Linked DNA regions of Homo sapiens: region 1 is linked to region 2. Evidence: chromatin loops called from intact Hi-C (ENCODE). Cell type or tissue: left lung. All regions are shown on one strand. Each heading gives the region's core, and the rest is flanking DNA. Links, peaks and the distances in the headings are about the cores only. Region 1 overlaps LOC105374945 (a long non-coding RNA gene). Region 2 overlaps JARID2 (jumonji and AT-rich interaction domain containing 2).

Region 1 (2,810 bases), core at 49-2,548, 440 kb after region 2:
CCTGACCAACACGGAAAACCCCATCTCTACTAAAAATACAAAATTAGCTGGGTGTGGTGGTGCATGCCTATAGTCCCAGCTACTCGGGAGGCTGAGACAGGAGAATTGCTTGAACCTGAGAGGCAGAGGTTGCGGAGAGCGAAGATCACACCATTGCACTCTAGCCTGGGCTACAACAGTGAAACTCCGTCTCAAAAAAAAAAAAAAATTTATCCTCTTCACCATTTTTAAGTTCACTAGTGCTAATTATGCTCACATTGTTGTGTAATAGGCCTCTAGAACTTTTTTATCCTGCAAAACTGGAACTCTGTATCCATTGAACAACTCTCCATTCCCTCTCCCGCTACCCTGACCACCATCCTACTTTCTGTTTCCATAATTTGACTACTCCAGGGACCTCATGTAAGTGGAGTCATGCAGTATTTGTGTTTTTCTTCTGGATTATTTCACCTAGGACAATGTCCTCAACATTCATCCATGTTGTAGCATAGGACAGGATTTCCTTCTTTTTAAGGCTGAATAATATTCCATGGTATGTATAGACCACATCTGCTTTATCTGTTCATCCACGGATGGACATTTGGGCTACTTCCACCTCTTGGCTATTGTGAATAGTGCTGTTGTGAACATGCGTGTGCAAATATGTCTTCAAGATCCTGCTTCAATTGCTGGATCATATGATGATTCTATTTATTTATTTATTTATTTATTTATTTATTTATTTATTTATTAGAGATGGAGGCTTGCTAATGTTGCCCAGGCTGGTCTTGAACCCCTGGCTTCAAGCTGTCCTTCCACCTCAGCCTCTGAAGTAGCTAGGACTATACATATGTACCATCATGCTTGGTTAATTTATAAATTTTTTTTTTTTTTTTTGAGACAGGGTCTTAATCTGTCACCCAGGCTAGAGTGCAGTGATGCAATCGTGGTTCACTATACCCTTGACCTCTTTTCTTGGTAAATTACCCAGTCTCAGGTAGTTCTTTGTAGCAACATGAGAATGGGCTAATATAGGGGCACAGAATTCAATCTGTAATGGTACATGTCAGGCACTACACTAGAAGTTAGACATCGTCACTCATTTACTCCTGACAGTGACCTATGAGATCAGCAGTTATTATCTCAGTTACATAGATGAAGACTTGGAGTTTTAGAAGACCTCAGTGACTTGCTAGGGTTTCCCACTGCGGATAGCACCCTCCAGCCACTTGCCTTTGCACACAACTAGGCACTGTGACACTTAGAGAGGAAGCTTTGCTTCTGGGGCTGTCTAGTACATTGGTGTTTTAGAGATGTTTTTTCTTATGCTTCTGTTTGATTCAAAGATTTTCCAGATGGTCAGTTTACCTGGCCGCAAAAGGAAGTTTCCCTTAGACTGGAGCAGGCCTGTCTGGTCAGATTTTGTCCCATTCTTCCTGGACATGAATACAATGTCTAGGAAGACAATTTCCAGGGAGAAATTCTAGGTCTTTCTATATTGCTCTTCCTAAGCCCAAAACTCCTTTTAAGGAGTACAGAAAGATCTAGAATCCAGGACTTAGAGGAAAACCAGAGAAGATTTCAAATGTACATGGGTAGTGATTTCCTGGTTGCACAGATGTTATACATAGCCATACATAAGACCTGAGATGAATACATGGATTATTGTCCTTCATGGAGCAGAGTCTGTTTCTATCTCTGGCCTTTCCTAATTCTTGCTTTCTTTAGACTGATCATATTGGAGAAACTGAGGCAATTCCATGTTACTCTCCACCCTTGCCCTAAAATTGCTCTCAAGAAAACAAATGCCAGTGAAACCCAACTATACACGTCTAACTCTTCTCAGGAATCTTTATCTCTTAGCAGAAGGCAAAGACAAAGGAATTAAACTGGATCAATTCTTTCCTTTTGTGGGGTCTCTGGAGCTCCTCTTTGCTCCTGGGGCAGTCTTCAAGGTCCTCTCTACAGAATCCTTAGGGCTTTAGGCCGCCCAGTTACAAACCACTGGCCCAGGTCACCTTTCAATTTTCTTGAGTGAAGAAAGATCTCTAAGACACATGAAGAGAATAAACTGAGGGACAGAATAGCACGTGTGGTCTAGATTTCGTTTCTCCATTATTTATGCATACGCAAAAGAGAAAGAGCTAGCACAACCCACAATACCTGTGATAAGCATCTAGAAAGGCAGAGGGATTAGAGTGGGAAAATCAAGAGGACTTTCAATCCCAAGTTGTTTGAAAGATTTTTGCAGAGCTGGGTGCCGTGGCTCATGCCTGTAATCTTAGTACTTTGGGAGACTGAGGTGGGAAGATCACTTGAGCCCAGAAGTTTGAGGCGGCAGTAACTGAGGATCATGCCGCTGCACTCCAGCCTGGGCGACAGAGAGAGGCCTTGTCTTTTTTTTTAAAGAAAATAATAATAATAATTGTGCATGTGTGTGTGTTCATGCACTTAGATGTTACTTGTGTAATTAGAAAGAAATTTCGGGCTGGGCGTGGTGGCTCATACCTGTAATCTCAGCACTTGAGCCCAGGAGTTCAAGACCAGCCTGGCCAACATGGTGAAATCCCGTCTCTACTAAAAATACAAAAATTAGCCAGGTGTGGTGGTGCACACCTATAATTCCAGCTACTTGGGAGGCTGAGGCACGAGAATCACTTGAATCCAGGGGGTGGAGGTTGCAGTGAGCCGAGATCACGCCACTGCACCCAAACCTGGGCAACAGAGTAAGACTGTCTCAAAAAAAAAAAAAAAAAAAAAAGGAAATTAAAATAATGAATTAAAACCCCTATATAAGGCTATATGTCTGTAATGAATTTCAGTTGTCAGCT
Region 2 (2,810 bases), core at 216-2,715:
TTTTTTGGGGGGGGGGTTTGTTTTTTTTTTGTTGTTTTTTTGAGACAGAGTCTCGCTGTGTCCCCCAGGTTGGAGTGCAGTGGTGCTATCTCAACTCACTGCGGCCTCTACCTCCCGGGTTCCAGCGATTCTCCTGCCTCAGCTTCCCAGGTAGCTGGGATTACACGTGTGTGCCACCAGGCCCAGCTAATTTTTGTATTTTAAGTACAGACAAGGTTTCACCATGTTGGCCAGGCTGGTCTCGAACTCTTGACCTCAGGTGATTCGCCAGTCTTGGCCTCTCAAAGTGCTAGGATTACAGGCATTAGCCACCATGCCTGGCACTAGAAGATTCTATCATTGCATGAGTTCATGTCCTTTGTAGGGACATGGATGAAGCTGGAAACCATTATTCTCAGCAAACTACCGCAAGGACAAAAAACCAAATATGGCATGTTCTCACTCATAAGTGGGAATTGAACAATGAGAACACTTGGACACAGGAAGGGCAACATCACACACCAGGGCCTGTTGTGGGGTGGCGGGAGGGTGGAGGGATAGCATTAGGAGACATACCTAATGCTAAATGATGAGTTAATGGGTGCAGCACACCAACATGGCACATGTATACATTACGTAACAAACCTGCACATTGTGCACATGTACCCTAGAACTTAAAGTATAACAAAAATATATATCTAACAAAAAAAGAAGATTCTATCATTGCAAATTAAAGCCATTGAGCCTAAAGGAAAAAATATTCTTGCATGATATTTACCTTATTGTGTAGAAAAAAACCCACTTACCATAAAAACCCCTCCTTAAAATTTCCAAAAGCAGAAATGAACCCAATTTTCTTCTAAAACAAGTCACTTTGGTTGCTGCCTTTCATCACCCGCCAGACTCCCATCTTACAATAAAATAGGAGGGAGGCAGTGAGGGAACAGGAAGTATACGGCGACAGTAGTAAGAAGAAACATTCAATTCTCATCTTAGTTAAAGCACTGTGCACTACTTGCAATTGCACTAGGCAGTCAAGTGAGGTATTAACATCAAGCAGCACTCTGCATTAAAAAAAAAAAAGGTATGTCTAACAACCCCATATAAGCACTCACATGTGAACCACAAGTGACATTAATGGCTGTCACCTCCTTCACAAACCAGGTGACTCCAAGCCCTCACAATTCCAGCATCTAGTGCCTTTCACGTAAGATGCCAGGAACCAGTGTCTACACATTCACACTAAGGAAGATTCAGGAACTGATCAAATGTTCCCAGGAGGGTCAGAAACTGCTGAAAAAGATCAGGGTGGTGTTTAGACTTGTCCTTTGGGGGTGTGAAAAGGCAAGGAGGGCAAAGGGATGAGACAAAAATGTTACTGTTTAAAAGCCTAGCAAGAGCTTAGAGGAGGAAGGAAAGAAACTTGTATCCAGCAGTTTCCATGGCAACCACAAAGCATACTAGACCATAATTTACATGGGGGGTGGAAGTGATATCCCTGCAATCTGATCTCCGAGGTAACAGAAAAAGGAAATGGCCACTGCAGTAATAAAAATGAAGTTCCAGCCTTTTTTGTTTTCTAGAAAATAAACAAATGCGGAAGAAGCTAGTATGTTTGCCAGGAGCCTGAAGCAAATAATGGGGGTGAATATGAAGTCCCAACAAGTGTTCGCCAACATCTAAACCTGCAGAGGATGCAAATATTCTGCGGCAGGTCCAGGCTTTGCGATTCCTTCCATCACACTACAACTCACATGCTCTGAACTCTTAGGACAGAGTGTGGTGCAGGTTTATGCAGAAGAATTGAGTATCTAATAAGACCTCTCTAGAGACAGACCCAAGTCTAGCAGGAACAGGAACTTGTTAAAGAAAGAAGACCCAGGTTTCAAACTCATAAAACACAATTTCAGGAAGATAAGCATAAATGGCAAGGTTAAAAATAAATTGCACACAGCCACAAAGGGTTGCCAGACACAGCCCTCCTTTACATTCCTGCAAAGTGCTACTCCAAATATATCAAGGTGCTGATGTACCCCCCATTACTCAGGCCAGTTATGTAATTCTTTAACAAACACATACACTTAAACAATGTAAATGTATACTATAAATAAGCCTTTTGATCAAAACCATAAAATGGCACTGATGGCTTTCAAATGGTAAAATCTCCTGACCTCCTTGTAATTATCCAAGAATCTATTAGGCTTAAGTCACCTCATCCTCTGGGGGTTGGAAAAACAGCAAGCAAGCAAGATTGGGGTTTGTTTTTCATTTACTAAGGTGAAGACAGGAAACCCTCTTGGAGCTCTTCCACTCCCTACTATAACTGAAGGAAGCTAGTGCTGTCAGTCCACATCCATTCAACAAATATTGATTCAGTGCCTCTGAGCACATCTTGGCTTAGACTGATTTGGGAGCCAACACTTAAGCATAGTAACCTCCTACATAGTGTGGAGACAGGTTATTTCATTTAATTCTACAAACTACCTGGGTTCTTGGTCATTTCCAGTCTGCCTAGCTGGGCCTGTCCAATGTGCAGCCTGCCCAACATCCACGTGCGTCCTTTTGAATATCAACTAACCATCTTGCCTCCAGCTCACCATCTTGGTAAAGAAAAGTTTATAATTCAATCCTGCCTTCTCTCTCAGCCAGCTTGTGAAGTCCATCGGTAAAGAGAATGCCCTGAAGCACACAAAGCCTTCTAGAAGCAGCCTGTTAAGAAGCACAAAGAACCCTTCACTTGTCAAACCTCGGCCCCACTCGAGGATTATTAAGAGTCACAATCTCGAAAACTCTGGCCCTTCCTGAGTGGCAGGTCTCAAGTAGCTGCTGTC

The links. A loop is a pair of places that touch in the nucleus more often than their neighbours do. Peaks named below come from ENCODE experiments on the same cell type or tissue, not always from the same donor. Only the 100,000 strongest peaks of a DNase experiment are listed, where the experiment ranks them.
Region 1: a loop joins it to region 2, with 8 times the contacts of the local background. A loop is called at or near these places in 1 of 110 quality-filtered maps.

Annotation. Positions count from the first base shown.
Region 1 is chr6:14,990,846-14,993,655 of GRCh38, reverse strand. All of the region lies in intron 2 of LOC105374945 (a long non-coding RNA gene), which reads left to right. Among named protein-coding and RNA genes, the nearest start is that of JARID2-DT, 250 kb to the left of the region's middle. In left lung, for the core only: no CTCF peak of the experiment used is centred there; no DNase peak of the experiment used is centred there.
Region 2 is chr6:15,426,137-15,428,946 of GRCh38, reverse strand. All of the region lies in intron 3 of JARID2 (jumonji and AT-rich interaction domain containing 2), which reads right to left. Among named protein-coding and RNA genes, the nearest start is that of DTNBP1-AS1, 120 kb to the left of the region's middle. In left lung, for the core only: no CTCF peak of the experiment used is centred there; no DNase peak of the experiment used is centred there; H3K27ac peaks cover 1,829 bases.